Regions from separate parts of the Homo sapiens genome. Here region 1 is linked to region 2. A link is an interaction called in ENCODE POLR2A ChIA-PET data of the cell type or tissue named here. Cell type or tissue: A673. All regions are shown on one strand. Links, peaks and the distances in the headings refer to the core of each region. The heading gives the core; the rest is flanking DNA. Region 1 has its middle 22 kb from the start of MAPK3. Region 2 holds the start of SEPHS2 (selenophosphate synthetase 2).

Evidence for each region. Peaks named below come from ENCODE experiments on the same cell type or tissue, not always from the same donor. Only the 100,000 strongest peaks of a DNase experiment are listed, where the experiment ranks them.
Region 1: POLR2A ChIA-PET joins it to region 2 with 12 read pairs; 2 of 35 experiments call an interaction of 5 or more read pairs at or near these places.

What each region holds. Positions count from the first base shown.
Region 1 is chr16:30,137,039-30,153,471 of GRCh38, forward strand. No RefSeq gene overlaps it. Among named protein-coding and RNA genes, the nearest start is that of MAPK3, 22 kb to the left of the region's middle. In A673, for the core only: a CTCF peak has its summit at 6,182; no DNase peak of the experiment used is centred there.
Region 2 is chr16:30,436,738-30,453,170 of GRCh38, forward strand. It overlaps SEPHS2 (selenophosphate synthetase 2), which reads right to left and starts at 9,137. Exons shown (of 1, transcript NM_012248.4): 1 at 6,894-9,137. The coding sequence starts at 8,990. The coding sequence ends at 7,644. RefSeq lists enhancers at 5,591-5,885, 8,329-9,275, 13,031-13,325 and a silencer at 8,602-8,721. In A673, for the core only: CTCF peaks have their summits at 8,791 (motif pointing left) and 13,204 (motif pointing right); DNase peaks (open chromatin) are centred at 8,784, 9,234 and 13,214; H3K4me3 peaks cover 2,002 bases; H3K27ac peaks cover 1,422 bases.

The DNA of each region.
Region 1 (16,433 bases), core at 2,739-10,738, 300 kb before region 2:
AAACTAGCCTGGGCAACATAGGAAGACTCCAGCTCTATAAATAAATAAATAAGCTGAGCATGGCAGTGCATGCCTGTAGTCCCAGCTACTTGGGAGGCTGAAGTGGGAGGATCCCTGGAGCCTGGAAGGTGGAGGCTGCAGTGAGCTATGATTGCACCACTGCGCTCCAGCCTGGGGAACAGAGTGAGAGAGCCTGTCTCAAAAAAAAAAAAGAAAAAAGAAAGAAAAAAGAAAAAAGAGAAACTAAATGAAAGTGGAGAGCTTCTGCTTCCTCTTGGTCATCTGTTCGTATTACAACATCTACCCTAAGCAATGGGCCTATTTCTTCCTTTTTCTTGATCCAGATATAGCTATCAAAGCCCTTTTTGTTGTCTATAGCATGTTTTGTAATCTCAGCTCATTCCGAGTTACAGCCATCCCGACACTGTTCTCATAGGTTTATGCTCAGCTTTTGTGTTTATCCCTGGGTTACGCGGCTCTTCTTACATCTTCTTTTATTACAGAACTTCCTGTGCAGCCGCTTTGGCTCCTATAAATGCTATTCCGATTGCCTCTTCATCAGGACCCAAAAGGGATGAAGGAGTGGCTGGTTTTTTGGGGAGGCGGGAGGAGGTTGGATATTCTTGAAATGATAAATAAAATGATACATATTAGTTCAGTATTGGAACACAGATAAATATTTAGCACATGCAATGAGATAATTGTTCATTAATTTAGCATCCTATGATTAATTTAGCATCCTAATAGTCATAGGCATTGTCTTGTTCACCTCAAGTACATTAATACACAATTACATACTGCTTTTTCCCTTAGCTTTCATTTATTTACGACTGTGTGGTAAACGATCCTAAAATTTAGTGGCATGAAACAACCACCTTTTAAAATTTTTTTTCAAATGCTCGTTGATTCTGTGGGTGGAGTTTGGGAAGGGCAAAGTGGGAAAAGCTATACTCTGCTCTGTGATGTCTGAGCCTCAGCCTCAGATGGGGTGACCCGAACAGCCAACAGTAACTCTAATGGATGGGGAGGGAACAGCCGGGGCTGGGGATCTGCTTCGCAGATGGCTGCTTTAGTCACATGCCTGTTGCCTGCGCTGCAGTGGCAGGAGGGTAGGCTCAGGCCCAAAGGGGACTGAAAACCACGCAGCCTGTGTGTAAGGGGGCAACCCGTATGCGAAAGCACAGTTGGACTTTTTTTTTTTTTTTTTTTTTGAGACAAGAGTCTCACTCTGTCACCCTGGCTGGAGTGCAGTGGTGTGATCTCAACTCACTGCAACCTCTGCCTCCTGGGTTCAAGTGATTCTCCTGCCTCAGCCTCCGAGTAGCTGCCATTACAGGCTCCCACCACCACACCTGGCTAATTTTTGTATTTTTAGTAGAGATGGGGTTTCACCATGTTGGCCATGATGGTCTCGAACTCCTGCCCTCAGAGGATCCACCTGCCAAAGTGCTGGGATTATAGGTGTGAGCCACCATGCCAGGCCTTTTCTTTTCTTTTTTTCTGAGGCAGGGTCTCAGTCTGTCACCCAGGCTGGAGGGCAGTGGTGCAATCTCAGCTCACTGCAGTCTCTACCTCCTGGGCTCCAGCAATCCTCCCATCTCAGCCTCTCAACTACAGGTGTGCGCCACTATGCCTGTCTAACTTTTTTTTTTTTTTTTTTTTTTTGAGAAAGAATTTCGCTCTCCTTGCCCAGGCTAGAGTGCAATGGCGTGATCTCGGCTTACTGCAACCTCTGCCTCCCAGGTTCAAGTGTTTCTCCTGCTTCAGCTTCTGAGTAGCTGGGATTACAGGCATGCACCACCATGCCTGGCTAATTTTGTATTTTTAGTAGAGACGGGGTTTCTCCATATTGGCCAGGATGGTCTCAAACTCCTGACCTCAGGTGATCCGCCCGCCTCGGCCTTCTGGCTAATTTTTTTACAGATTTTTTGTGGAGACTCAGTACATTGCCCAGGCCGGTCTGGAACTTGTGGGCTCAAGTCATCCTCCCACTTATGCCTCCCAAAGTTCTGGGATTACAGGTGTCAGCCACTGCACCTGGCCGGCCGGCCTTCCTTCCTTCCTTCCTTCTTTCCTTCCTTTCCTTTCTTTTTTTGTTGAGACGGAGTCTCGCTCTGTCACCCAGGCTGGAGTGCAGTGGTGCAATCTCAGCTCACTGCAACCTCTGCCTCCTAGGTTCAAGCAATTTTCCTGCCTCAGCCTCCCAAGTAGCTGGGATTACAGGCGTGCGCCACTGCGCCAGCTGATTTTTGTATTTTCAGTAGAGACAGGGTTTCACCATGTTGGCCAGGCTGGTCTCGAACTCCTGACCTCAAGTGATCTGCCCACCTCAGCCTCCAAAGTGCTGGGATTACAGGCATGAATCACGGCACCTGGCCTCCTGGCTTTTCTTTTTCTTTGAGACAAGGTCTCACTCTGTCTCCCAGGCTGGAGTGCAGTGGTGTGATCATTGCTCACTGCAGCCTTGAACTCCTGGGCTGAAGCAATCCTCCCATTTCAGCCCCTCAAGTGGCTAGGAGTACAGGTGCATGCCACCATATCCAGCTAATTTTTTCAATTTTTTGTAAAGATGGAGTCTTATCATGTTGCCCAGGCTTGTCTTGAACTCCTGGGCTCAAGTGATCCTCCCGCCTCGGCCTCCCAAAGTGCTGGGATTATAGGCATGAGCCGCTGAAGCTGGGCTCTATAGGCGTATTATGAAAAACCAGGGCTCCTTCATGACCCATTTCCTGTTCCCCAGAGGCAAGAACGTTCCACCGCTTTGGCTGGGCCATTGGTATTGACTTCCATGTCTCTAAACAGCATGTTCATATTGTACTTGCTGATTTCTCGGTTTTAGGCACTACCTGTTATCATTTTGAAGGTTGAGGCTTTACAATTCTTCCACCTCTCCCCGACAGCCCACATCTCTATTCCTACATATGCACGTGTGCACTTCCTGTTTTCATTCTTCCATGTCACTGTGCCTCGGTTCTGGGTACACAGATATTCAGAGTCTATATCCTATAGCTATGTAAACACTGTTCACAGCTGAACCATGCCCTTTCCACAAACACTTCTTCCCTGCACTGTTTGTTCCTTCTTTCCCCTCCACCACACTGAGTTCATTATGTCACATTTTAGCTGCTGTGTTTTTTTGCTATGTAACACTAGTTCAATCCTGAATGCTACCTTGAGATGTCAATCCTTTATCACATTCAAACATATTCCATTTTCTATTGGTTTTATTTCATATTATTTTGTTTTGTTTTATTTTGAGATAGGGTCTTGCTCTGTACCGGAGGCTGGAGTGCAGTGGTGCAATCACAGCTCACTGCAGCTTCAGCTTCCTGGGCTCCAAGCAGTCCTCCCACCTCAGCCCCCAGAATAGCTGGGACTACACATGCGTGCCACTACACCCGACTAATTTTTAAATTTTTTGTAGAGACAGGGTCTTGCAATGTTGCCCAGGCTGGTCTTGAATTCCTGAGCTCAAGTGATCTTCCTGCCTCAGCCTCCCAATGTGCTGGGATTACTGGCATCAGCCACCTCGCCCAGCTGCACCATGTATGCATTTCTAAACAGGCTTAGTTCCTGCCTGTTTTGGGCTTTATAAGAACGCACTCATGGCCAGACACAGTGGCTCACGCCTGTAATCCCAGCACTTTCAGAGGCCAAGGTGGATGGATCATGAGGTCAGAAGTTCGAGACCAGCCTGGCCAACATAGTGAAACCCTGTCTCTACTAAAAATACAAAAATTAGCCGGGCATGGTCTTGCACGCCTGTAGTCCCAGCTACTCTGGAGGCTGAGGCAGGAGAATCACTTGAACCCGGGAGGCAGAGGTTGTGGTGAGCCGAGATTGTGCCACTGCACTCCAGCCTGGGCAACAGAGCTAGACTCTGTCTCAAAAAAAAGAATGCACTCATTGTAGGCTGGGTGTGGTAGCTCACGCCTGCACGCCTGTAATCCCACACTTTGGGAGGCTGAGGCGGGTGGATCACCTGAGGTCAGGAGTTAGAGACTAGCCTGGCCAACATAGTGAAACCCCATCTCTACTAAAAATACAAAAATTGGCCAGGCGCACATCTGTAATCCCAGCACTTTGGGAGGCCAAGGCAGGCGGATCATCTGAGGTCAGGAGTTTGAGACCAGCCTGACCAACATGGAGAAACCCCGTCTCTACTAAAAGTACAAAAAATTAGCCGGGCGTGATGGCACAAGGCTGTAATCCCAGCTACTCGGGAGGCTGAGGCAGGAGAATTGCTTAAACCCAGAAGGTGGAGGTTGCGGTGAGCCGAGATTGCACCACTGCACTCCAGCTTGGGTGACAGAGCAAGACTCCGTCTCAAAAAAAAATAAATAAATAAAAAGTTAATTGTGATTGTGGTAGAATACACACAACATAAATGTACCTTTTTTTTTTTTTTTTTTTTTGAGACAGAGTCTCGCTTTCTTGGCCAGGCTGGAGTGCAGTGGCACGATCTCCACTCACTGCAGCCTCCATCTCCCAGGCTCAAGCAATTCTCCTGCCTCAGCCTCCCGAGTAGCTGGGATTACAGGTGTGTGCCACCACGTCCGGCTAATTTTTGTATTTGTAGTAGAGACAGGGTTTCACCATGCTGGCCTGGCTGGTCTGGAACTCCTGACCTCAGGTGATCCACCCACTTTGGCCTTCCAAAGTGCTGGGATTACAGATGTGCGCCTGGCCAATTTTTGTATTTTTAGTAGAGATGGGGTTTCACCATGTTGGCCAGGCTAGTCTCCAACTCCTGACCTCAGGTGATCCACCCGCCTCGGCCTCCCAAAGTACCATCTGAGCCATTTTTTAGTGTTCAGTTCAGTGGTGTTGAGTACATTCACACTGTGGTGCAACCAATCTCCAGAACTCTTCATCTTGCAAAACTGAAACTCTGAACCCACTAAACAACAACTCCCCTCTCTCCCCTCCCCTCAGCCCCTGGCAACCATCACTCTACTTTCTATCTCTATGACTCTGACTCCAGGTACCTCACATAAGTGGAATCATGCAGTATATGTCTTTTGGGGACAGGGTTATTTCACATAGTATAATGTCCTCAAAGTTCAGCCATGTTGTAGCATGTATCAAAATTTCCTATTTTAAAAAAAATTCTGAATAATATTCCACTGTATGTAGGTAGCACAGTTTGTTTATCCATTCACCCTTTCAGCCTCTGTCTTTATTATTATTATTATTATTTTGAGACAGTCTTGCTCTGTTGCCCAGACTGGAATGCAATGGCGAGATCTCAGCTCACTGCAACCTCCGCCTCCCGGGTTCCAGTGATTCTCCTGCCTTTGCCTCCTGAGTAGCTGGGATTACAGGTGCCCGCCACCATATGCCTGGCTAATTTTTGTATATTTAGTAGAGACGGGGTTTCACCATGTTGACCAGGCTGGTCTCGAACTCCTGACCTCATGACCCGCCCGCCTCGGCCTCCCAAAGTGCTGGGATTACAGGTGTGAGCCACCGCTCCCGAACCTGTCTTCTATATTGGATGCCTTCCTCAAACGTGGTGAATCTTGGGGGTCTGTGCATACTAAAGCTGGAGCTATTAAAAGCCTTTTAAAAGTTCCCCAGGCTGAGGGCACAGTGGCTCATGCCTGCAATCCCAGCACTTTGGGAGGCCAAGACAGGTGGATCTCTTGAGTCCAGGAGTTCAAGACCAGCCTGGGTAACATAACAAGACCTCATCGCTACAAAAAATAAAAAAATAAAGCTGACCATGGTGGCTCACGCCTGTAATCTCAGCACTTTGGGAGGCCAAGGCGGGCGGGTCATGAGGTCAGGAGTTCGAGATCTGTCTGGTCAACATGGTGAAACCCCATCTCCATTAAAAATACAAAAATTAGCCAGGCGTGGTGGTGGATGCCTGTAATCCCAACTACTCAGGAGGCTGAGGCAAGAGAATCACTTGAACAGGGAGGCAGAGGTTGCAGTGAGCTGAGATCGTGCCTCTGCACTTCAGCCGGGGCGACAGAGTAAGTCTCCATCTCAAAAAAAAATAAGAAAAAAAATAAATCAGGCACGGTGGTGCACACTTGTAGTCCCAGATACCAGGAAGGCTGAGGTGGGAGGACGATCGAGCCCACGAGTTTGAGGTTGCAGTGAGCTGTAATTGTGCTACTGCACTGCAGCCTGGGTGACAGAGTGAGACCCAATCTCAAAAACAAACAAACAAACAAAAAAAAAACCTCTCTCCACTGTGTGGCACTGTGTGCTAGGGGGTGACCTTGCTGGTGGCTTCCCAGGGAGCTCCTGATGTCAGTGTCTTCAGGACTTTCCTCTTGGCTTGATCACAGTCCCTTCAGAAGATTCTTCCAATTCCTGCCTGAAGGTGCCAATTTCTATGTCTTTTGTGGCTTCTGCAAAGAAAACCTAGCAATTTCTCATTTTTTCCAATGCCAGCTCGATTCCACTTCCTTGGTTCTAGTAAATTGGTTACCATGAGTCCCTCTATTAGTACCTGGCTTAAACATTTTTGTTCGTATTGTCTTCTTTCCTATTCTTACTCTTCCTGTGGGTGTGTGGCATTAGAAAGATTCTCTTACTGCCATTTTATTATGTTTGGGGCAAGAACAGAAGTAAATACATGTGTTTAGTCTACTATCTTTAACCTGATGCCTTTTAACTTTTTTTTTTTTTTGAGGTGGAGTTTTACTCTTGTCACCTAGGCTGGAGTGCAATGGTGTGATCTTGGCTCACTGCAACCTCTGCCTCCTGGGTTCAAGCGATTCTCCTGCCTCAGCCTCCCGAGTAGCTGGGGTTACAGGCGCCTGCCACCATGCCTGGCTAATTTTTTTTTTTTTTTTAGTAGAGACAGGGTTTCACCATGTTGGCCAGGCTGGTCTTGAACTCCTGGCCTCAGGTGATTTGCCCGCCTCGGCCTCCCAAGGTGCTGGGATTATAAGCGTGAGCCACTGTGCCTGGCCCCTTCTAACTTTTTAAAAGTAAACCTTGTCTTGGTTAGGCATGGTGGCTCATGTCTGTAATCACAAAATTTTGGGAGGCTAAGGCAGGAGGATTGCTTGAGGCCAGGAGTTAGAGACCAGCCTGGGCAACAGAGTGAGACTGTCTCTACATAAAATTTAAAAAAATAGCCAGGTGTGGTGGTACATGCCTATAGTCCCAGTGCTTTGGGAGGCCAAGGCAGGAGGATCACTTGAACCTAGGAATTCAAGGCCACAGTGAGCTGTGATTGCACCACTGCATTCCAGCCTGGGTAACAGAGCAAGACCCTGTCTTGAAGGAAAAAAAAAGAGTTGTCATATTCTTACCACATCATTATCCACATTATCCACAAAGCAAAGATATGGAATCAACCTAAGTATCTATCAATGGAGGAGTGGATAAATCAACTATGGTATGTATACAGAATGGAATACTATTTGACTATAAAACAGAATTAGGCTGGGCATGATGGCCCACACCTGTAATCCTAGCACATTGGGAGGCGAACACAGGTGGATTGCTTCAGCCCAGGAGTTCGAGACCAGCATGGCCAACATGGAGAAACCCCACCTCTACTGGAAAAAAAAAAAAATTAGCCAGGCGTGGTGGCAGGTGCCTATAATCCCTGCTACTTCAGAGACTGAGGCAAGAGAATTGCTTGAACCTGGGAAGCAGAGGTTGCACTGAGCCAAGATCACTGCACTCCAGCCTGGGCCACAGAGCAACACTCAGTCTCAAAAAAAAAAAAAAAAGTTTTAATATCTGATAGCAGAGTAGGGTGATTATAGTTGGCTGCAATGAATTGTATATTTCAAAGTAACTAGAAGAGAACTTGAATTACTCCCAACCCATAGGAATGAGAAATACTCAAGGTGATGAGTACCCCAGATACCCTGGCTTGATCATTACACATTCTATGCATGTAACAAATACTCTCATGGACCCCATAAGCATGGTGTATATATATATGACATATATGATATATCATATGCAACACATATTATATCATATATGATATAATATATGTGATATATCATATATGATATATAATATATGTGATATATCATATATCATATATAATATATGCGATATATCATATATCATATATAATATATGTGATATATATCACATATAATATATGTGATATATTATGTATCACATATAATATATGTGATATATTATGTATCATATATAATATATGTGATATATTATGTATCATATATAATATATGTGGTATATTATGTATCATATATAATATATGTGGTATATGTGATATATATTATATATGATATGTGTGATATATTATATAATATATGTGATATATTATATATGTGAGATATATATAATATATATATTTCTTTTTTAGACAGCATCTTGTTCTGTTGCCCAGGCTGGAGTGCAATTGCACAATCTTGGCTCACTGCAACCTCCGCCTCCTGGTTTCAAGCAATTCTCCTGCCTTAGCCTCCCGAGTAGCTGGGATTACAGGCGACCGCCACCACACCCAGCTAATTTTAGTATTTTTAATAGAGATGGGGTTTCACCATATTGGTCAGGCTGGTTTTGAATTCCTGATGTTAGGTGATCCACCTGCTTTGGCCTCTCAAAGTGCTGGGATTACAGGTGTGAGCCACTGCGCCTGGCCTGGAATACATTATGTATCAATAAAAAAAAACAGGAGTTGTGTGGAGAACAATTGGAGCAGCAGATGGCAAAGAAGACCTTGAGGGCTGGGATAAGAAGACTGGATTTTCTGCTAGAAGGAATGAGAGCATTTTATCATGTTAGTCAGCTTCAGAGCCTTGCAGTAAAAACATTTGCACATTTGAATGTTGATGAAGACATTTACAAATATAGACAGGATGTGATAATTTGTACTTTTCCCTCATCCCCGGTTGGTGTGAGTGATGTCATTGATTGCACCAGTTAACAGGTGAAAAAATAGAAGTTTGGGATGTCAGGATTGTACCTGATGCTTGAGCATCATAGGTGGATGTGAAGGAAAAGGAAAACATGATCAAGGGCTGAGCAATCTGGGCCACAGGAATATCAAACTCATTTACCAATGTGTGCAGCCACCCTTAGGCTGCATGACAGATTGAGGACAGAGCTTATCTGGGCACTCATTAATTGAAAGGAGGAGATCAGTGAGAAGAAGTAGAGAAAACAAACTACTTGTCAGTTCAAACTTAATCACTTTGTTTTTTGAGACAGAGTCTCGCACTTTCGCCCAGGCTGGAGTGCAGTGGCATGATCTCGGCTCACTGCAAGCTCCGCCTCCCGGGTTCATGCCATTCTCCTGCCTCAGCCTCCTGAATAGCTGGGACTACAGGCACCCGCCACCACGCCCGGCTAATTTTTTGTATTTTTAGTAGAGACGGGGTTTCGCCGTGTTAACCAGGATGGTCTCGATCTCCTGACCCCGTGATCCCCCGACCTCGGCCTCCCAAAGTGCTAGGATTACAGGTGTGAGCCCCCGCGCCCGGTCTTTTTTTTTTTTTTTTTTTTGAGACAAAGTCTTGCTCTGTTGTCCAGGCTGGAGTGCAGTGGCATGATGTCAGCTCACTGCAACCTCTGCCTGTGGGGTTCAAGAGATTCTCCTGCCTCAGCCTCCCAAGTACCTGGGATTATAGGCACCCGCCACCACACCCGACTAATTTTTGTATTTTTAGTAGAGACAGGGTTTCACATGTTGGCCAGGCTGGTCTCCAACTCCTGACCTCAGGTGATCCACCTGCCTTGGCCTCCCAAAGTGCTGGGATTACAGGTGTGAGCCACCACGTCCAGCTTTTTTTTTTTTTTTTTGAGATGTAGTCTTGCTCTGTCACCCAGGCTGGAGTGCAGTGGCTCAATCTATGTTCACTGCAACCTCCGCCTCCTAGGTTCAAGTGATTCTCCTGCCTCAAACTCCTGAGTGGCTGGGATTACAGGTGCGTGACACCACGCCCAGCTAATTTTTGTATTTTTAGTAGAGAGAGGGTTTTACCATGTTGGCCAGGCTGGTCTCAAATTCCTGGCCTCAGGTGATCTGCCCGGCTCAGGCTCCCAAAGGGCTGCGAATCCAGGCGTGAGCCACCGTGCCCGGCCCGGTTTATATTTTAGAAGGGTAATACAGTAAGTTGACAGTAAGAGAGCCCTTATCTCTTTTCTTTTCCTTTTTTGTTCTCCTTTCATATTCCATCATTGAAAGGTAGGAACATACAGCATAACTTAAAATTAGGAACAGAGTTCACATATAACTTTTTTTTTTTTTTTTTTTGAGATGGAGTCTTGCTCTGTCACCAGGCTGGAGTGCAGTGGCGCAATCTTGGCTCACTGCAACCTCTGCCTCCCAGGTTCAAGCAATTCTTCTGCCTCAGCCTCTTGAGTAGCTGGGACTACAGGCACGTGCCACCACACCCAGCTAATTTTTTTTGTATTTTTAGTAGAGACGCGGTTTCATCATGTTGGTGAGGCTGGACTCGATCTCCTGATCTTGGGATCCACCCGCCTTGGCTTCCCAAAATGCTGGGATTACAGGCATGAACCACCACACCCAGCCACCTTTTTTTTTTTTTTCTTTTTCTTTTTGAAGACAGAATCTTGCTCTGTTGCCCAAGCTGGAGTGCAGTGGCGCAATCTCAGCTCAATGTAGCCCCCACCTCCTGGGTTCAAGTGAGTCTCCTGCCTCAGGCTCCCGAGCAGCTGGGATTACAGGCATCCGCCATCACACCTGGCTAATTTTTGTATTTTTAGTACAGACGAGGTTTCACCATGTTGGTCAGGCTGGTCTCGAACTCCTGACCTCAAGTGATCCGCCCGCCTCAGCCTCTCAAAGTGCTAGGATTACTGGTGTGAGCCACTGCGCCTGGCCCATATAACCTTTTTAAAAAATAACAGCTTTATTGGAATATAAAACATACACCATTAAGTTTACCCTTTCAAAGTGTACAGTTTGGTGGGTTTGGTTTTTAGTTGATTCACAAAGTTCATCTGTCACCACTATGTAATTCCAAAATATTTTCACCCCAGGAAGAAACTCTATACTAATTGGCAGCCACTCCCTGTCCCCTCCCTACTCCCCAAGTCCCTGGCAACCACTAATCTAATTATTGTCTCCATGGATTTGCCTATTCTGGACAGACCACATGTAAAGTTTTTGCTTAATCTGATTAATTGATAGGTTCCACTTTTACAGATAAATAGCTTTTCATGTCAGCAAAAATGAAAGATTTAAAATGTAGTACTAGGCTGGTCACAGTGGCTCACGCCTGTAATCCTAACACTTTGGGAGGCCAAGCTAGGTGGATCACTTGAGCTCAGGCATTCAACACCAGCTTGAGCAACATGGCAAAACCCGGTCTCTACAACAAATACAAAAAATTAGCCGGGTGTGGTGGTGCATGCCTGTGCTCTCAGCTCCCAGCTACTTGGGAAGCTGAGGTGGGAGGATCACTTGACCCTGGGAGGCAGAGATTGCAGTGAGCCAAGATCACACTACTGCATTCCAGCCTGGGCAACAGAGTGAGACCCCATCTCAAAAAAAAAAAAAATATATATATATATATATGTAGTACCTGACCTCCCCCAAAGTTATTTGAGGTTCAAATGATTTATTTCAGCCTCCACTTAACTAGAGCTGACCTCTTATTAGACACCTTGGGGACATTACTATGAGCCTTAAAGAAATAAAAAGTATTATAAAGGAATACAATAAATAGTTGTATGCCAATTAATTAAACAACTTAGAAAAATGGACAAAGTCCTAGAAAAACAAGAAAAACCTACCAAATTTCAGGAAGAAATGGAAATTCTGAATAGACATATAACAAGTAAATAGATTGAAGTAGTAATAAAAAACTTCCCACAGGTTGGCGTGGTGGCTCATGCCTGTAATCCCAGCACTTTGGGAGGCCGAGGTGGGCAGACCACGAGGTCAAGAGATCAAGACTATCCTGGCTAACACCGTAAAACCCCGTCTCTACTAAAAAAAAATTAGCCAGGCATTGTGGTGGGTGCCTGTAGTCCCAGCTACATGGGAAGCTGAGGCAGGAGAATGGTGTGAACCCAGGAGGTGGAGCTTGCAGTGAGATGAGATCGTGCCACTGCACTCCAGCCTGGGCAACAGAGCGAGACTCCCTCTCGAGAGAAAAAACAAAAACAAAAACAAAAACTTCCACAAAGGCTCATGCCCACAGGGCTTCACTGCTGTATTTAACTAAACATTTAGAGAAAAATTAATACCAGTTTTTCATAAACTCTTTCAAAAAATAGAAGAAGAGGCAACATTTCCCAACTCTTTTTATGAGGCCAGTATTACCCTGATGCCAAAGCCAGACATAAGAAAGGAAACTACAGATCAGTATTTCTTATTAATATAGAGGCAAAAATCTTCAAATACCAGCAGACAGAATCCAGCACCACATCAAAAGGACAGTACACCATGATCAAGTGCGAATGATCCCAGGAATGCAAGGCTGGTTCAATATCTGAAAATACATTAACTTAATACACCATAATTTTAGAATAAATGGAAAAAAGCAATTAATCATCTCAATAAATGCAGAAAAAAACTTTGACAAAATTCAACATTCTTTCGTAAGAAAAAAACCATGCAACAAACTACAAGTAAAAGACAACTTCCTCTACCTGATAAAGAGCATCTGTGAAAAACCCACAGCTGACATCATACTTAATGGTGAAAGTTCCTGACAGATCAAAATAAGACAAGGAAGTCCGCTCTTACCACTTTTATTCTGTATTGTACTGGAGATTCTAGCCAGGAAAATTAAGCAAGAAAGTGAAATAAAAGGCATCTAGATTGGAAAGAAAGAAGTGAAACTATCTATAGATTACATGATCTTGTATATAGAAAATATACAAGATCCAAGGCCGGGCGTGGTGGCTTATGCCTGTAATGCCAGCATTTGGGAGGCCAAAGTGGGCAGATCATTTGAGATCAGCAGTTTGAGACCAGCCTGGCAAACATGGTGAAACTCCGTCTCTACTAAAAATACAAAAAATTAGCTGGGCATGGTGGTGCACACCTGTAATCCCAGCTACTCAGAGTCTGAGGCAGGAGAATCCCTTGAAGCTGGTAGGCAGAGTTTGCAGTGAGCTGAGATCGTGCCACTGCACTCCAGCCTGGGTGACAGAGTCAGACTCTGTCTCAAACAAAACAAAACAAAAACAAAAAAAGAAAATATATAAGATCCTGTAAATCCTAAGGAACCCACTAAAAAATCAGAACTTTAATCGCCAGGGAAATGCAAATCAAAACCTCTGAAGAAAAAACACAAACTGTTTTTTTTCTTGGCTCTCACACCACAGTAACAATCACTACAGAAGTCTTCTGTGACCGGGCTGGGTGCGGTGGCTCACATCTGTAATCCCAGCACTTTGGGAGGCCAAGGTGGGTGGATCACGAGGTCAGGAGTTCAAGAACAGCCTGACCAACGTGGTGAAAACCTATCTCTACTAAAAACACAAAAAGAATAGCCAGGTGTGGTGGCAGGCACCTGTAATCCCAGCTACTGGGGAGGCTGAGGCAGGAGAAATGCTTGAACCAGGGAAGCAGAGGTTGCAGTGAGCAGAGATCACACCACTGAACTCCAGCCTGGGCAACAGAGTGAGACTTGGTCTCAAAAAAAAAAGAAAAGAAAAGGAAAAGAAAAAAGAAAAAAAAAAGAAGTCTTCTGTGACCAAATGTTGGGGGGAACTCCTGCCAACACCAAGCAAACAACCAATTCTCCAATGGACAATTCTGAATTGAGTGTCCTCCAATTCAATTCCAACACTATCTACCTGAAGATAGCATCAGATCCCACAAGTTGAGGGTTCAATCCCACAAGACTGCACCCCTACACACACCAGAACTTCTGACCGACTGGCTTCAAATTGGGGTTTCCATGATTCCCTCTTTTTTTTTTTTTTTTTTTTTTTTTTTTGAGACAGAGTCTCCTCTGCCACCCATGCTGGAGTGCAGTGGCAGAGATCTCAGCTCACTGCAAGCTCCGCCTCCCAGGTTCATGCCGTTCTCCTGCCTCAGCCTCCTGAGTAGCTGGGACTACAGGTGCATGCCACAACGCCCAGCTAATTTTTTGTATTTTTAGTAGAGATGGGGTTTCACTGTGTTAGCCAGAGATGGTTTCGATCTCCTGACCTCGTGATCCGTCCGCCTCGGCCTTCCAAAGTGCTGGGGTTACAGGCATGAGCCACCATGTCTGGCACAGCTCTCTCTTTAGTGAGAGTGGGGACTTCTGAGAGGAAAAGACCAGCAGGTGGGGGATGTGCCATATTTTATAGTCAGATTTGAGGATGTGGTGCCTGATTTACATAGGACTCACAGATTGGTTTGATCAAGAGTGATATTACATAGCATGCAGGGAAGGCTGGCTGCCTCACCCTAATCATATTATGCAAATGAACTTTCCCCTTGGCCTTCGCCATCTTGTCTGCTCTTTACTGTACACGTGGCTGACAAAGAGAAGGGAAGATGGAGCCACCATCTTGAACATGATTGGCACAACTGCCAACATCTATGTCTGCAGCTCGATTTTACAGGCTACTCTTCGTTAGAAAGGAAAATAATTTGGGGCTGCTTTTCATTAAAAGGAGAACCTTACCAAAGACTTCTGTACCCTTACTATCTGCCTAAGTAATTTCTTCTTAACTCCTGTATGACCTCCACATGGTCAGCTATCCGGAAGCTCCCTAAGCCCTGTCCTTTTGGCCTTTTATGGAGACTTAATTGGATAGGCATGACTCAAGCATGGACAAATGTGTAGAAAGGTGATTGGTCAAAAAGGGCACGATCTAATACTAATACCCTGAATGGGGAACCCCAGCAAGGCCCTTGTGTTCAGCAACTCCTTGGCCTCTCTGTGCAGCTTTCCTTCCTCCAGGGTATGGGCAGGAGTCCTACCGAAATGAAGGTGTCATCAACTACACTCAGACAAGGTATGTCAGAGAGTTTCTTTATGGCCAATTTCAATACAGAAAGGTAGGGGAAGATTCCTGCCTTGGTGAGAAAAAGAAGCAGGTGAAAGGAGAGCAGGAGAAGGTCAAACAGAGAGAGAGAGTTTTTTTTTTTTTTTTTGAGACGGATTCTTGCTCTGTTGCTCAGGCTAGAGTGCAGTGATCTCCGCTCACACTAACCTCCGCCTCCCAGGTTCAAGCGATTCTCCTGCTTCAGCCTCCTAACTGGGACTACAGGCGCCCGCCACCACACCTGGCTAATTTTTGTATTTGTAGTAAAGACGGGGTTTCACCATGTTGGCCAGGCTGGTCTTGAACTCCCGACCTCGTGATTCACCCACCTTGGCCTCCCAAAGAGCTGGGATTACAGGCATGAGCCACCACACCCAGCCAAGAGATTCTTTTTTCAATGAGGCCTGCTTCAGAGGATTGCAGCACTCCAGCATTCTAGCAAGAGCTATGGGAGCTGTGAACCAGGAACTGTGGACAAAATCTAGATGTATATATATATATATCACCAAATCACAATGAGGTGCTGCCTCATACCTGTTACGATGGCCACTATAGAAAACAAAAACAAAAAACACCAAAACCAGAAAATACGTGTGGCAAGAATGAGAGCGAATTGGAAACCCCGTGCACTGTTGGTGGGAATGTAAAATGGTACAGCTAATGTGGAAAACTGTGTGAAAGTTCCTCAAAATATTAAAAATAGAACTACCATATGATCCAGCAGTCCCACTTTTGGGTATTTATTTATTTATTTATTTATTTATTTATTTATTTATTTTTGAGACGGAGCTTCGCTCTTGTCACCCAGAATGGAGTACAATGGTGCGATCTTGGCTCACAGGAACCTCCGCCTCCTGGGTTCATGCGATTCTTGTGCCTTGGTCTCTCAAGCAGCTGGGACTACAGGGGTGTGCTATCACGTCCAGCTAATTTGTGTGTGTGTGTGTGTGTGTGTGTGTGTCTGTGTATGTTTTTTGAGACAGAGTCTCACTCTGTCGCCCAGGCTGGAGTGCAGTGGTGTGATCTTGGCTCATTACAACCTCCATCTTCCGGGTTCAAGTGATTCTCCTGCCTCAGCCTCCTGAGTAGCTGGGATTACAGGCATCTGCCACCATGCAGACTAATTTTTATATTTTTAGTAGAGACGGGGTTTCACCATGTTGGCCAAGCTGGTCTCAAACTCCTGACCTCAGGTCATCCACCCACCTCAGCCTCCCAAAGTGCTGGGATTACAGGCATGAGCCATGTGCCCGGCCTAATTTTTGTGTTTTCAGTAGAGACAGGGTTTCACCATGTCAGCCAGGCTGGTCTTGAACTCCTGACCTCAAGTGATCCACACACCTCAGCCTCCCAAAGTGCTGGGATTACAGGCATGAGCCACGTGCCCGGCCTAATTTTTGTGTTTTCAGTAGAGACAGGGTTTCACCATGTCAGCCAGGCTGGTCTTGAACTCCTGACCTCAAGTGATCCACCCACCTCGGCCTCCCAAAGTGCTGGAATTACAGGTGTGAGCC
Region 2 (16,433 bases), core at 5,826-13,825:
AACCTGAAGCCAGGGACCAGCCTAGGCAACATAGCAAGACCCCATCTATACAAAAACACTTTTAAACTTATCTGGGTGTGGTGGTGTGTGCCTCTAGTCCCAGCTGCTCAGGGGAGGCTAAGGTGGGAGGATCACTTGAGCCTAGGATGTCGAGGCTGCAGTGAGCTATGATTGTGCCACTGCACTTTAGTCTGGGTTACAGTCTCAAATAAAAAAAGTGGTACCAGCTTCAATTGCAGGAGACACCAAGAGCCCCAGAAGAGTGAAAAGAAAGGGTCAGTACCTATGGACCAGGCACTGTTCTAGCTGCTGGAGATACTGAACATCCCTACCTTCCTGGTGCTTACATACTAGCAGAAGGGAACAATTCTTTTTTTTTCTTTTTTTCTTTTTTTTGAGACAAAGTCTTGCCCTCTTGCCCAGGCTGGAGTGCAATGGCATGATCTCGGCTCACTGCAACCTCCACCTCCCAGGTTCAAGCGATTCCCCTGTCTCAGCTTCCCAAGTAGCTGGGATTACAGGTGCCCGCCACCACGCCTGGCTAATTTTTGTATTTTTAGTAGAGACGGGGTTTCACCATGTTGGCCAGGCTGGTCTCGAACTGCTGACATCATGATCCGCCCGCCTCAGCCTCCCAAAGTGCTGGGATTACAGGCATGAGCCACCATGCCTTGCCCAGAAGGAGACAATTCTAAAGCGAACTAACACATTCTCAAGGGAATTATAGGCTAGGATAAGAGCTACAAAGCAAATAAACAGGGTGATGCATTGGAGAGTGGCTGGTTGTTGGCCAGGAGGTGGGAAAGGGCCTTTGTGAAGAGGTTTTATTTGAACTGAGACAGGACTGAGAACAAGCCAGTCAGGTGAGTGTGAGGTGAGGTTCCAGACAGCGGGAACTGCAAGCACAAAGGATCTTGATTTGTTTGAAGTCCCAGGGAAGGCTGATGGGCCAGCAGGTAGTGAGAGAGGTAGAGAGAGTGCCATGAGATGAAGCTGGAGATCTGTAGCAGGGGTGGGAAATTGCTGGAAAAGCTGTTTCTGCACTTTGAACAGGAGAAAAATGGATTGAATTGATTTACCTATTTTTTGTTGTTGATGTTAATAGTATTTACATAACTGGCTATGTAAATATTCAATGTTGGCCAGGCACGGTGACTCACACCTGTAATCCCAGGATTACTTTGGGAGGCCGAGGCAGGTGGATCACTTGAGATCAGGAGTTCCAGACCAGCCTGGCCAACATGGTGAAACCCTGTTTCTACTGAAAATACAAAAAGTAGTCAGGCATGGTGGTGTCTGCCTGTAATCCCAGCTACTCGGGAGGCTGAGGCGGGAGAATCGCTTGAACCTAGGAGGCACAGGTTGCAGTGACCCGCCATCATGCCACTGCACTCCAGCCTGGGCAACACCGTGAGACTCTGTCTCAAAAAAAAAAAGTCAATGTTCAATTATTATTCTCCCTATACCTCATACAAATGTATGACTACATTTCATTTGTTCTATAAGGTTGTTTTGGGCTGGAGTTGGTTAGTTGGTTTATTTTACAGGGTTATTCTTGGCTGTGTTGATTCATTTTTTGTTGTCATTTGTGAATTTTCTTTTTTCTCTCTTTTTTTTTTTTTTTGACATGGAGTCTCGTTCTTGTTGCCCAGGCTGGAGTGCAATGGTGCGATCTCGGCTCACTGTAACATCCACCTCCAGGGTTCAAGTGATTCTCCTGCCTGAGCCTCCCGAGTAGCTGGGATTACAGGTGCCCACCACCACTCCTGGCTAATTTTGTATTTTTAGTAGAGACAAGGTTTCTCCATGTTGGTCAGGCTGGTCTCAAACTCCCGACCGCAGGTGATCCACCCGCCTTAGCCTCTCAAAGTGCTGAGATTACAGGTGTGAGCCACCGCGCCTGGCAGTCGTTTGCTAATTTTCTAAATGATTATCACAAATTCTTTTTTTTTTTTTTCGGTAGAGACAGAGTCTCATTATGTTGCTCAGGCTGCTTTTGAATTCCTGGCCTCAAGCAGTCCTCCTGCCTCAGCCTCCCAAAGTGCTGAGATTACAGGCATGAGCCACCATGCCTGGCCACTAATTGTTTTCACATATTCGATTATCCTGCCAATACAATTTTCACACAATTAAATGTATCAATATTATATCAGTTTCATATTTTTCTTTTCTGGAAGGCCTTTCTGGAAGCCTTCCAGGCTCCCTGTCCAGTGTGGGCTGGTTGCTCTGTAAGCCTACTGTTTAGCTATTACCTTCACCTCTCTCCTGTGCTGGGTTGCATTTCCTTAATCTCATGTTTTTCTCTTTCTCAGTTTGCTTCCTTGTTTTTTGTTTTGTTTTGTTTTGATTTTTTGGTTTTTTTTTTGAGACAGAGTCACGCTTTGTCACCCAGGCTGGAGTGCAGTGGCACGATTTCGGCTCACTGCAACCTCCCCGCCTCCTGGGCTTAAGTGATTCTTCTGCCTCAGCCTCCTAAGTAGCTAGGATTGCAGGCACCCGCCACCAACTACGCCTGGCTAATTTTTGTATTTTTAGTAGAGACGGGGTTTTCTTTTTTTTTTTTTTTTTGAAACAATCTCGCTCTGTCGCCCAGGCTGGAGTACAGTGGCACGATCTCAGCTCATTGCAACCTCTGCCTCCTGGGTTCAAGCAGTTTTCCTGCCTCAGCCTCCCAAGTAGCTGGGATTACAGGCACCCACCACCATGCCTGGCTAATTTTTTACATTTTTAGTAGAGACAAGGTTTCACCATGTTGGCCAGGCTGGTCTTGAACTCCTGACCTCGTGATCTGCCCGCCTCGGCCTCCCAAGGTACTGGGATTAATAGGCATGAGCCACCGCACCTGGCCTGCTTCCTTGTTTTGTTGGAGCATATCCTCTGGTAGTTTCTTGAGAAAAAGTACATGGGATGAAGCCATTTTGATACCCTGTATGCCCCAAGATATCTTTATTTTACTTATTTGAAAAATGTGGCTTGCTGTAGACTTCTACAGAGATTATCATTTACCCTCAGAATTTTGAAGGCATTGCTTTTGTGTGTGTGTTGTTTTTAAATTTTTTTTCTGAGACAGGGTCTCACTCTGTTGCTCAAGCAATCCTTGCACCTCGGCCTCAGGCGCATGCCACCATGCCTGGCTAAACTTAATTTTCTATTTTTTTTGTAGAAATAGGATCTCACTGTATTGCCCAGGCTGGTCACAAACTCCTAGGCTCAAGTGATCCTCCTGCCTCGGCTTTCCAAAGTGCTGGAATTACAGGTGTGAGCCACCGCACCTGGCTGCTTTATTGTTTTTTAGCTTCCAATTTGAGGTTGTGAAGTCTGATGTCATGATGACATACAAAGGTGTGTCATTATTCCCACACCTTTGTATGTGATCATAGTGATCAGAAGCATGGGTTCTGGAGTCAGACCGCCTACAAGACTGACTATGCAAGCTTGGACAAATTTCTTATTCTCCCTATACCTCAGCTTCCTCATTTGCAAATTGGGGTTGTTAGAAGATTGGGTTAATACGTATAAAGCACTTACTTCCTGCACAGAATATGTGCTATATAAACATTTGCTTTCATTATTATTAGGATCTCTTCTTCATAACTGGCATTTTGAAATTTAATAAAATTAGCATGGATCTTTTAAAATGTACTGTGCTAGGAGTTCAAGAGGTATGTGGTTTACAACTTTTAAGTTCTAGAAAACTTGGATAATATTTTTTCTTCCATCTGCTTTACTGCCTTATTCTAGAACTCCGCTTAGATGTTGAACCTCCTGCCTCATTTGATCTTTATAGAATTTATTTTATTGTGCATCTTTTTGGGCTACTTTTTTTTTTTATTTTACTTCACGTTCTGGGATACATGTGCAGAACATGCAGGCCTGTTACACAGGTATACATGTGCTATGGTGGTTTGCTGCACCTATCAACCTGTCATCTAGGTTTTAAGCCCCGCATGCTTTAGCTGTTTGTCCTAATGCTCTCCCTCCCTTTGCCCCCAACCCCCAATGGGCCCTGGTGTGTGATGTTCCCCTCCCTGTGTCCATGTGTTCTCATTTGTTCAACTCCCACTTATGAGTGAGAACATGCAAGTGTTTGGTTTTCTGTTCCTGTGTTAGTTTGCTGAGAATGATGGCTTCCAGCTTCATCCATGTCCCTGCAAAGGACATGAACTCATTCTTTTTTATGGCGACATGGTCTACTTTCTTATTTATTTATTTTTGAGACAGAGTCTCGCTCTGTCACCCAGGCTGGAGTGCAGTGGCATAGTCTTGGCTCACTGCCAGCTCCACCTCCCGGGTTCACGCCGTTCTCCTGCCTCAGCCTCCCAAGTAGCTGGGACTACAGGTGCCTGCCACCACGCCCGGCTAATTTTTTGTATTTTTAGTAGAGACGGGGTTTCGCCGTGTTAGCCAGGATGGTCTTGATCTCCTGACCTCGTGATCCGCCTGCCTTGGCCTCCCAAAGTGCTGGGATTACAGGCGTGAGCCACCGCGCCCGGCTTATTTATTTTTTGAGACAGGATCTCACTGTGTCACCCAGGCTGGACTGCAGTGGTGACTGCAGTGGTGCAATCTTGGCTCACTACAGCCTCCATCTCCCAGGCTCAAGTGATCCTCCCACCCCAGCCTCCAGAGAAGCTGGGACTACAAGTGCACACCACCATGCCTGCTAATTTTTGTATTTTTTGTAGAGACAGGTTTTCGCCACGTTGCTCAGGTTGGTCTTGAACTCATGGGCTCAAGCCCACCTTGGCCTCCCAAAGTGCTGGGATTACAGGTGTGAGTAAGGTGCCTGGCCTTTTGGGGCTACTTTCTGATAAATTTCTGCAACTTTATGTCTCCTATTAGAAATTTTTTTTTTTTTTTTGGAGACAGAATTTTGCCTTGTCATCCAGGCTGGAGTGCAATGGCATGATCTTGGCTCACTGCATCCTCTGCCTCCTGGGTTCAAGTGATTTTCCTGCCTCAGCCTCCTGAGTAGCTGGGATTACAGGTTCATGCCATCAAGCCTGTCTAATTTTTATATTTTTATTAAAGATGGGGGTTTCACCATGTTGGCCAGGCTGGTCTCGAACTCCTGACCTCAGGTGATCCGCCCGCCTTGGCCTCCCAAAATGCTGGGATTACAGATGTGAGCCACTGCACCCAGCCCCCTATTAAAAATTTCAAGTTTTAGCTTTATCTTTATATTCTAAGTGGCTGGTTCTCTTAAGTATTGCTTTGCGGATATTTTTTATCTTTTTTCCTACTCCCTGTATTGTCCCTCTGAGTTTCCTTTTTCTGTTTAAGTTGGAGGCTCTCCTCACATGCTTGGTGATCCTTGACTGCTCATATTTAAGAATGAGGCATTAAAAAGCTTAACATTAGCTGGGCGCGGTGGCTCATGCCTGTAATCCCAGCACTTCAGGAGGCTGAGGCGGGTAAATTGCTTCAGGTTAGGAGTTGGAGACCAGCCTGGCCAACATGGTGAAACCACATTTTCTACTAAAAACACAAAATTCACCGGGCGTGGTGGTGCACACCTGTAATCTCAGCTACTCGGGAGGCTGAGGCAGAAGAATCGCTTGAACCTGGGAGGCGGAGGTTGCAGTGAGCTGAGATCGAACCACTGCACTCCAGCCTGGGCAACAGAGTGAGACTTTGTCCGGAAAAAAAAAAAAAAAAGCTTAACATCATTCAATAAAGGCTTTCACCTAGGAGGCCTTGTGGTAGAGTGATTTTGGGCTTTTATTTATTTTTTTTGAGACAGGGTTTCACTCCCGTCGCCCAGGCTGGACTGCAGTGTTTGCACACTGCAACCTCTGCCTTGCGGGTTCAAGGTTCTCCCACCTCAGCCTCCCGAGTAGCTGGGACTACAGGGGCACGCCATCACACCTGGGTATTTTTGTATTTTTTTTTGTTTTAGTAGAGACGGAGTTTTGCCATATTGGCCAGGCTGAACTCAAACTCCTGAGCTTAAGAGATCTGCCCACCTCGGCCTCCCAAAGTGCTGGGATTATAGGCGTGAGCCACTGGGCCTGGCCTGGCCAGTTTTTTGTTTGTTTGTTTTGAGATGGAGTCTCGCTCTGCTGCCCGGACTGGAGTGCAGTGGTGCAATCTCGGCTCACTGCAAGCTCTGCCTCCCAGGTTCACGCCATTCTCCCACCTCAGCCTTCCCAGTAGCTGGGACTACAGGCGCCCGCCACCACGCCCAGCTAATTTTTTGTATTTTTAGTAGAGATGGGGTTTCATCTTGTTAGCCAGGATGGTCTCAACCTCCTGACCTCATGATCTGCCCGCCTCGGCCTCCCAAAGTGCTGGGATTACAGGCGTGAGCCACCGTGCTGGCCTGGCCAGTATTTTGAATATCTAATTGAGGAAGGGGGCTGGGCAGTCTCATTTTAAATTTTTATTTTTTCAGTTAGGCTCCCTATCCTCTGCTGTGTGTGGTGCTCCCAACTCTACCTGCGTAGGTGAGAGGCAGTCACCTGGCTGTGTGAAATAAGAGTGTGGAGAACGCTAAAGATCGAATTACCGTGTATAAACTCTCAAACAGTATGTTTTATCCCCAGGTCTTACCCCATCTTCCAAGCACATCTTCTTGCTTCTTGTCTTCCCCTACTATGAAGGATTCCTTTAAGTCAGTTACCCCTCTTCCACCTCCTTTCCATCTTTCAAGAATTGTTGACACCTTTCTTTTGCTATTTCCTGCCCACTCTCTAACCCTTGGGGCGTATGCCTGCTTCGAGTCCTTTTCTGTCATTTCAGGGGGAAGGTGCAACCCTAAATCTGGGTGTTAAATTACCCAATTCACCAGCATCAGGGAAAACACTCTCTCTCTGCTATACCAGACTCAGTGTATAAGCTGGTTCGTTTTATAAGACTGTATTGAATTTCAAACCACCAAACATTAGCCAGAATAGTTTTTCAACAAGGTTTCTTTTATTTATTTAGCAAGAAATTACTCTTTATTGATCAAATCACCAGGAATCTGCCGCAAAAGACTTAACATCTTAATGACCACTGAGGCCTGGGCTCTGAGGCTTGCTCTGCCTCTCCCAGTCCTTAATGGGGTTTAGAGGGAGAGACGTCATTAACAGAGACCAAGTCAGATGGTTGCAGGTCCTCCTTTCCCAGTCATCAGACAAGTTGCTCAATTCTTGTCCAGAGCAGGAAAGAGCCAGTACTTCAGTAAAATTGAATAAAGAATTTGATGTTGCATTATAAGATCTCTCTTAACAATTTAGATTTATCAACAATATTGGTCCAAAACTCATTTGCTTCTAATTTTTTTCATTTTGCAATTTACTTTGTGTGTGTGTTACTTTAATAATCTCACTCCCTGTGCAGAAATTAATCAACCCCGTGCAAAGAAAAATCCCTCAACCTGGAATAGCTTCATCTTACTTTGGCAAGAGAAAACAGAGGTATTTTTGCTCCTCTTCTACCCAAGTGATGAACAAATATCCCCCCAAAGTTCAAAATGTTACTCTGGCCTCGGAATGCATATAAAGACTGCTTTAGATGGGCTGATTCCAATCACCTAGAAAGGGCAGCCGGAACCACTATGCAGGCAGCCTTCTTTGGAAATTTCTTACAATCAACTCTTGAGAACCATCCGTGATTGTGGACAATGGCTCTAAGGTCCAAACAACTTCTGTTCTTTCATCTCACGAGCTAGGCTCAGAGGAGGCATTTGAACTGTCAGGAGCAAGAACAGCAGCTGTGGCCCCACGAGGCAGGACTTCAATAACTCGCGGCTTGTCAATGATCCGGGCCGTTCGGTTTCCCTTTTCCACAATGCCAACGATCCACGCTTGGTGACCCTCTCCGTACTTGGAGGATTTGATTTCAGAACAAAAGCGAGCCGCCTGTTCTCTTGGCAGACAAATCAGTAATCCCCCAGAGGTTTCAGCTGAGGTTCCTTGAAGAAGCCCAAACCGTCCACTGGCCTTGCTGACGGCAGCCATCTTGGCAATTATTGGCAGATTATGAATAACAAAGGACACTTCATTTCTTTGTTGTTTTGCAAGGTTCTGGGAGTGTCCTAGAATGCCAAAGCCTGTGATATCTGTGGCCGCATGGGCATTAAATGTGTGCATTAAACCTGCAGCAGTTCTGTTGAGGGTAGCCATATTGAACATGGCTTCCTGATAGGCCAGCTCCACCTCTTCTCTGGAGACCACCATCTTTACTTTATTCCATCTTTCAGGATTATCCAGCCATTGGTGGGCATTGACAGCAACCTGGGTTCCTAACGGTTTGGTTAACACCAGCACGTCCCCAACGACGGCGCTGTCCGGCATTATGAACTCATTTGGTTGGCATACTACAGTGGCAACTCCACCGATTATAATCCAAGGGTTGACCACCGTTTGCCCACCGGTCACTGCCGTCCCTCCTTCCTCAGCCGCATCCCGAAAGCCTTTGACCATGAGTGGCGTTACCTTTTCGCGTTCCTCCTCACTCATACTCTGGCTGACGCTGAGTAACATCAACATGTTGTCACACTCAGTAATCCCCATGGCGTAGAGGTCACTCAGCACGTTGGCACAAGCTATGCGCCCCATCATGTAGGGATCTTCTACCAAGGGGTAAAAGAAGTCCGTGGTCTGCACCAGTGACAGGCCCCCGTGCCTCAGGGGGATGACGCAGGAGTCCATCCCGATGCCCAGGGCTGGAAAGGTGGGGCTGGGGCCCGCTCCTGCCGGCAGGCCGGCTTCCTGGGACGCCTCTTCCTGGCCACCCACCAGGCCCCGGCCCAGCGGGGGCCGCACGTCCGGCCGCGTCAGTCCCGCCAGGAGTTTGAGCAGCGCCTCCTGCGGGACCTTGCAGCCTCAGCCCTTCATGCCGGAGAAGCCCGTCAGCCGCCAGCTCGGGCTGAGGCCCAACGCCTGGGGCTCGAAGGGCCGGTAGTTCGAGAAGCTCCGGCCCAGAGTCAAGCCCGCCGGGCCCGAGGAGCCTTCCGCCGCTGCCATCGCCTCTCCGCAGGCGCCCGTCGCCGAGGCTTCCGCCATGGCGCCTGCCCGGCAGGGAAGCGAGAGGAGAAGAGGGCCCTTTTATTTTCCACTCAGATTAATATGAAGCAAAAGTCAAATATTACCTGCAGGGATTCTCCCTAGCGCTACTCAAGCCGTCAGACCCACGGCATGCACAATCTTCCTGATAGAGGAGCCGCCGGACTCCCTTATTTATAGCCCTGGCGATTGACAGCCGCAACATCCAATGACGACTCCGCCACCGAGAGGCGGGCTTCCTAGACTCTAAAAGGTGCAACAACCTCCGGCTTGCAAAACCGCTTGCAACGGGATTGCAGAACGTCACGTGCTTTCCTTCGCTCTCTTAGTAATTTAAATGGTTTCTTGGCAGTGGCTGACGGAACTCTGCTCCCTTCCAGTCACTTTTCCAAGTCCAGCAAATTGTAGACGAGGGAAGATTGGTCACTCGGCAAACCTCATGATCGGCAGGATTGTCCCAAAGGTCACTTGACAGCGCACATGATCGATCCAGGATGGCAAAATAGCCCAAGGGAAAAAACAGAAAGCATGAGAAATTAGAAATTAAACTACTACCATTAAGTTAGCAAACTGCAGGCAGCATCAATATAATGAAATGTTAACAGGAACTTCAAGAACTCTAGGACTCAGGAGGTCGAGGCTGCAGTGAGCTGCGTCCGCGCCACTGCACTCTAGTCTGGGCGACAGAGCAAGAACCTGTCTCTAAAACAAACAACAATAACAAACAAACAAACACCCCCCCCACACACACAGACACACACAAAAAGAGAGATTTAGGACTGGAAGTCCAGACACCTGCATGGATTCTAATGGTGTTTCCCACCAGCTTTGTGTGGAGTCACTCTCCGCGTCGGTTGACTCATCCATCTGTGGAACAGAGTGGGTTACATAGGACTGGTCTATTCTAAAATTCCTATATCTCTGTAAATAAATATATATATATATCTTATATAGCCATGAAGGGCAGTTTGCCAATATCTATTAAAAACTCCACCTCCCAGGTTCAAGTGATTCTCCTGCTTCAGCCTCCTGAATAGCTGGGATTACAGGTGTGCGCCACCACACCCGGCTTATTTTTGCGTTTTTAGTACAGACGGGATTTCACCACGTTGGCCAGGCTGGTCTCAAACTCCTGACCTCAAGTGATCTGCTGGCCTCGGCCTCCCAAAGTGCTGGGATTACAGGCATAAGCCACCACACCCAGCCAATAAAAACTTTTTTAAAAGACAAGAAAATGAATAGAAGACTCAGCATAGGGGCTATGTCTAGGGAGGGCTACATAGGGAGCTTCTGGGCTATGTTTAATTCTGTTCATTGGGCTGGTGGTGGGTACGTGGTACATGGTTGTTCTTTAAACTGTACATAGATATTTTCGGGGCCGGGCACAGTGGCTCACACCTGTAATCCCAGTACTTTGGGAGGCCGAGGCGGGTGGATCACGAGGTTGGGAGATCGAGGCCAGCTTGATCTATATGGTGAAACCCCGTTTCTACTAAAAATACAAAAATTAGCCGGGCATGGTGGTGAGCGCCTATAATCCCAGCTACTCGGGAGGCTGAGGCAGGAGAATTGCTTGAACTTGGGAGGCAGAGGTTGCAGTGAGCCAAGACTGCACCACTGCACTCCAGCCTGGGTGAAAGAGCGAGACTCTGTCTCAAAAAAAAAAAAAAAAAAAACTGCACATAGATATTTTCCCACACTATTTTTGTAGGTATGCTATATTTCAGAATTTAAAAAACATGCAAAAAGAAAGCATGATGGAGTGGGAAAATACAGTGAAAGCAAAAGACCTTGTATGATGTCTGCATTGCTGTCAGTGAGCTGGCTGACCTTGAGGAAGTGATCTAGCCTCTCTGCACCTTAGTCTTCTCTTCTGTTAAACCAGGGTCACAATCTCTGCTTAGGATCTAGTGGAAGGGCCATAGGAAACCTCAGCTGAAAAGTGTTTTGCAAAATGTTAAGCCTATTGTACAGGGAAAGGATCCTCATATCTCTAAGGGAAAGAGGAAAACATTGTATTATGTCTGTAATCACCTCACCTGAGTTAAAAAGTGACTAGGTCAGGTGGTGCTGGTTATACATTCTCTTAGTTCTTTGGACTTCTCCCTCTCTGCACTTAGTACAATTTGCAATTCTTTTTTTTGTTTGTTTGTTTTTTGAAATGGAGTCTCGCACTGTCACCCGGGCTGGAATGCAGTGGTGCGATCTCGGCTCACTGCAACCTCCACCTCCCGGGTTCAAGCAGTTCTCCTTCCTCAGCCTCCCAAGTAGCTGGGATTACAGGCACCCGCCACCACAACCAACGAATGTTTTGTATTTTTAGTGAGACAGGGTTTCACCATGTTGGCCAGAATGGTCTTGATCTCTTGACCTCATGATCCGCCCCCTTCGGCCTCCCAAAGTTCTGGGATTACAGGCATGAGCCACCGCGCCTGGCCCTGTAATTCTTTAATCATGTGATAATGCCATGCCTATCTGTCTGGCCCCCTCGTTTGTAAGCTCTGCAGAGCAGGGGCTGCTCTGTTGTTTCTGTTTGTTTGTTTTGTTTTGTTTTGAGACAGAGTTTTGCTTTTGTCACCCAGGCTGGAGTGCAGTGGCTTGACCTCAGCTCACTGCAACCTCTGCCTCCCAGGTTCAAGCGATTCTCCTGCCTCAGCCTCCCGAGTAGCTGGGATTATAGGCACCTGCCACCATGCCTGCCTAATTTTTGTATTTTTAGTAGAGATGGGGTTTCACCATGTTGGCCAGGCTGGTCTCGAACTCCTGACCTCAGGTGATCCTCCTGCCTCAGCCTCCCAAAGTGCTGGGATTACAGGCATGAGCCACTGCACCTGGCTGAGGGGCCTCCTTGATAATACTCATAACCTCTACTCCATGCCCTTCTAGGAAGCAGAGGTCTTTGGGGGAAGGTTTTCATCCATACAGTTCCCTGTTGCTTCTACTTGGAGCAATATTCACTTGGGCCAGTGCAAAGAAAGTCACGAATTTGCCTTGGCCAGTGACCAACCTGCTGTGCTCAGAATGACACATGCATGTGCCTCTGTGCAGGTGACCCATAGGGGCCTCTCAAGGGTGACCCTGAGGGCTGCAGCCTCAGCACCTGGAAGCATTCCTTTTGTTCTTTTCTTATTTCTCACTGAGAGATCCATTGAGCTATGTTTTACTATTTGTGGCCGAGCGCAGTGGCTCACGCCTGTAATACCAGTACTTTGGGAGGCCAATGTGAGCGGATCACCTGAGGTCAAGAGTTCGAGACCAGCCTAGCCAATATGGCGAAACCCTGTCTCTACTAAAAATACAAAAATTAGCCGGGCATGGTGGTGCATGCCTGTAATTTCAGCTACTCAAGAGGCTGAGGCAGGAGGATAACTTGAACCCAGGAGGCGAAGGTTGCAGTGAGCAGAGATCGCACCAATGCACTCCAGTCTGGGTGCCAGAGTGAGACTCCATCTCAAAAAAAAAAAAAGAACAAGAAGACCTCGCTTGAGCCTGGGAGTTCAAGTTCAAGGTGACAGTAAGCTATGGATTGCGCCACTGCACTCCAGGTTGGGAAAAGAATAACAGGATTGGAGTCCTAGCCCCTGGTTTGCTTTTCACATACAACAACAGCATTTGGGTCAGGTATGTGGCCCAATTGTGATAATCATTTGGGGTTATAACACTACACTTGAAGGATCAGTACATCTAAAAAATTCTTATTTTTTACTGTGGTAAAATATACATACCTTTAGTACACTATTCCCATTTCCCCCTTTTTTTTTTTGAGACAGGGTCTTGCTGTGTCACCCCAGCTGGAGTGCAGTGGTTTAATCATAGCTCACTGCAGCCTTGACCTCCTGGGCTCAAGCAATCCTCCCACCCCAGCCTCCCAAGTAGCTGGGACTACAGGTGCACACCACCACTCCTGCTAAATTTTTGTAGAGATAGGGTCTTGATATGTTTCCCAGGCTGATCTCCAACTCCTGGGCTCAAATGATCCACTCACCTGAGCCTCCCAAAATGCTGGGATTACAGGTGTGAACTACAACACCCGGCCCCATTTTTTTTCTTATTGTAAAATCATTCTGTTGTCATTGTAGAAAAATCACAAAATACAGCTTCGTAAAAAGGAGGAATGTTAAAACGACTTGAAATCCCATTTCCCAAAGAGAAATCCTTGGGATACCTTAATGGATGGTGTTTTAAACATTTTCCACCTACACGCATCACCCTCCAGGGGGCGCCCTGTCACCCTCCGCCCTGTGGGGAACCCTGCCCTGTGTGCTGTGTATGTATGTTTTTTTTTAAATTAGCAAAAATGGGATAATCTCATTTATTTATTTATTTTATTATTTTTTGGTGAGACGGAGTCCCACTCTGTCGCCCAGGTTGGAGTGCAGTGGCACAATTTTGACTCACTGCAACCTCCGCGCCCCAAGTTCAAGCGATTCTCCTGTCTCAGCCTCCTGAGTAGCTGGGATTACAGGTGCCTGCCACCATGCCCAGCTAATTTTTTGTATTTTTAGTAGAGATGGGGTTTCACCATGTTGGCCAGGCTGGTCTCGAACTCCTGACCTCAGGTGATCCGCCCACCTTGGCCTCCGAAAGTGCTGGGGTTACAGATGTGAGCCACCGCGGCCAGCATCATTTTTTCTAGTAAGAAATAAAATAATGGTTAAAAATTACCTGAGATACCTGGTTATAGATGCTCAACACTCCCTGGGTTCATTCACAAATACTTACTGAAGACCTCCTCTGTGCCAGCCACTGTGCTAGACCCGGGGATACAGCAGTGAACACAACAGACAAAATTGTCTCACAGCAGTGAGCCAAGATCATGCTACTGCACTCCAGCCTGGGCAACAAGAGCAAAATTCCGTCTCAAAAAAAAAAAAAAATTCAAGAGGTTTGGAACCTCTGAAGTGTCCTTCCCACAGTCTGAGCCTGCACTACCTTGGCTCAGCATCTGAATGAGTGCCCCCATTGCCGGTCCCTGACCTCGCCCTGACCCTGACCCAGGCCCGGCATGGCCTCAGTTCCCAAGCCCCACTTCCCCTGGACTTGCCTGTGGGACTTAAGAGTAGCAGGCTCTGCCTCAGAAGACTTGAGAGATGACACCTATGGCCACCACCCTCACACCTTCATCAGCTGCCACCATCCCAAGTGACAGAAAGCTTCATCTTTGTATCTGGGGCAAATGTGAGAAGGCCTAGTGCATCATCTCTTGCCAAAAAAGCAAGAGAGCTATGCCTGGTGGGGCAAGCCTGTAGTCCCAGCTAGTTGGGAGGCTGAGGCAGGAGGATCACTGGAGTCCAGGACTTCAAGGCCATGGTGTGCTATGATGGCACCTGTGAATGGCCACTGCACTCCAGCCCAGGCAACACAGTGCTGCTCTCAATTGCCCTTTGGAATGGCTGTTTCTCTGCCCAAGAAACACTATTATCTTCAAGAGGAAGTCTCTCCTCTGTGATCTCATACCCTGGTCTTTCCTCTGTTCTAGCATTTACCATTCTGGGTTTTCTGTGACACCTGTGAGCCCTACAGCTGGAACCCCGCTTCACTGGTCTCCATGTGCCCAAGGCTTAGCATGGGGTCTGGTACAAAGAATGTCTTTTTTTTTTTTTTTTTTTTTTTGAGACGGAGTCTCGCTCTGTCGCCCAGGCTGGAGTGCAGTGGCACGATCTCGGCTCACTGCAACCTCCGCCTCCCAGGTTCAAGCGATTCTCCCGCCTCAGTCTCCCCAGTAGCTGGGACTATTTTTAGTAGAGATGGGGTTTCATCATGTTGTCCAGGTTGGTCTCGAACTCCTGACCTCAAGTGATCCGCCAGCCTCGGCCTCCCAAAGTGCTGGGATTACAGCCGTGAACTACCGCGTCTGGCCAAAAATTAATTATTATTATTATTATTTTTTTTTTTAGACGGAGTCTTGCTCTGTAGCCCAGTCTGGAGTGCAATGGCATGATCTCGGCTCACTGCAACCTCTACCTCCTGGGTTCAAGTAATTCTCCTGCCTCAGCCTCCTGAGTAGCTGGGATTACAGGCGCCTGCCACCTCGCCCAGCTAATTTTTGTATTTTTAATAGAGACAGGGTTTCGCCATGTTGGCCAGGCTGGTCTCAAACTCCTGACCTCAGGTGATCCGCCTGCCTCGGCCTCCCAAAGTGCTAGGATTATAGGCATGAGCCACCGCACCCAGCCAATTAATTTTTTAAAAAAGAGATTAAGTCTCTCACCCATGCTGCACTCACCCGGGCTGGAGTGCAGTGGTGCAATCACAGTTCACTGCAGCCTGGAACTCCTGGGCTCAAGCAATCCTCCTGCCTTATCTTCCCACCATGCCAAGCTTATCTCAAATCCGTTATTAATTTTTTTTATTTTAAAAGTAATATGTGCTCTTTATTTGAAAACAAACATTATGGAGATATATACACAGCCAGCCCTTTGTATCTGTGAGTTTCATGTCCGTGCATTCAACAAATCATGCATTGAAAATGATTATAAAAGGAAGAATGAATGGTTACCTCTGCACTGAACATGTACAGACTTTTTTCTTGTAATTATTTTCTAAACAATACAGTGTTCCAATGATTTACATGCCATTTACATTGTATTAGGTATTATAAGTAATCTAGAAATGATGTGTGTAGATTACATACAAATACTATGCCATTTTATATAAGGGGCTTGAGCATCTGTGGAACTTGTTATTTGCAGGGCTTCCTGGAATCAATCCACCATTGATATGGGAGGGACGACTGTGTATATCAATATCAATATCAATATCAATATCATTGCACATGGAAGGTTCCCAAAACCTCATCTCTTCTGCGCTCTATAAATAAGACATCTCTAAAATCTAGAAATAACTGTGCAGAGTTCCTCACACCAATTTGTTTTAAAGTATACCTAACAAATGTTTAGTAGGCAGAGATGTGGAAGTGAGAGGCTGAGAAAAAACAGATTTCCTGCCTAACAGATAAACGAGATGTGACACACACTGTTTTGTATCTTGATTTTTTTCTGCTTACATTATCATAACAATCTTTCTATGCTAGCACATGTAAATCTACCTTTTTATTTTGGGGACAGGGTCTGGTTTTGTTGCCCAGGCTGGAGGGCAGTGGCGTGACCTCAGCTCACTGCAACCTCCGCCTCCTGGGCTGAAATGATCCTCCCACGTCAGCCTCCCTGTAGCAGGACGAGCCACAGACAAAACTCCTCAGACACCGAGTTAAAGAAGGAAGGGGTTTATTCGGCTGGGGGGCATCGGCAAGACTCCTGTCTCAAGAGCCAAGCTCCCCGAGTGAGCAATTCCTGTCCCTTTTAAGGGCTCACAACTCTAAGGGGGTGTGCGTGAGAAGGTCGTGATCGATTGAGCAAGCAGGGGGTATGTGACTGGGGGCTGCATGCACCGGTAATTAGATCGGAACAAAACAGGATAAGGATTTTCACAGTGCTTTTCTAT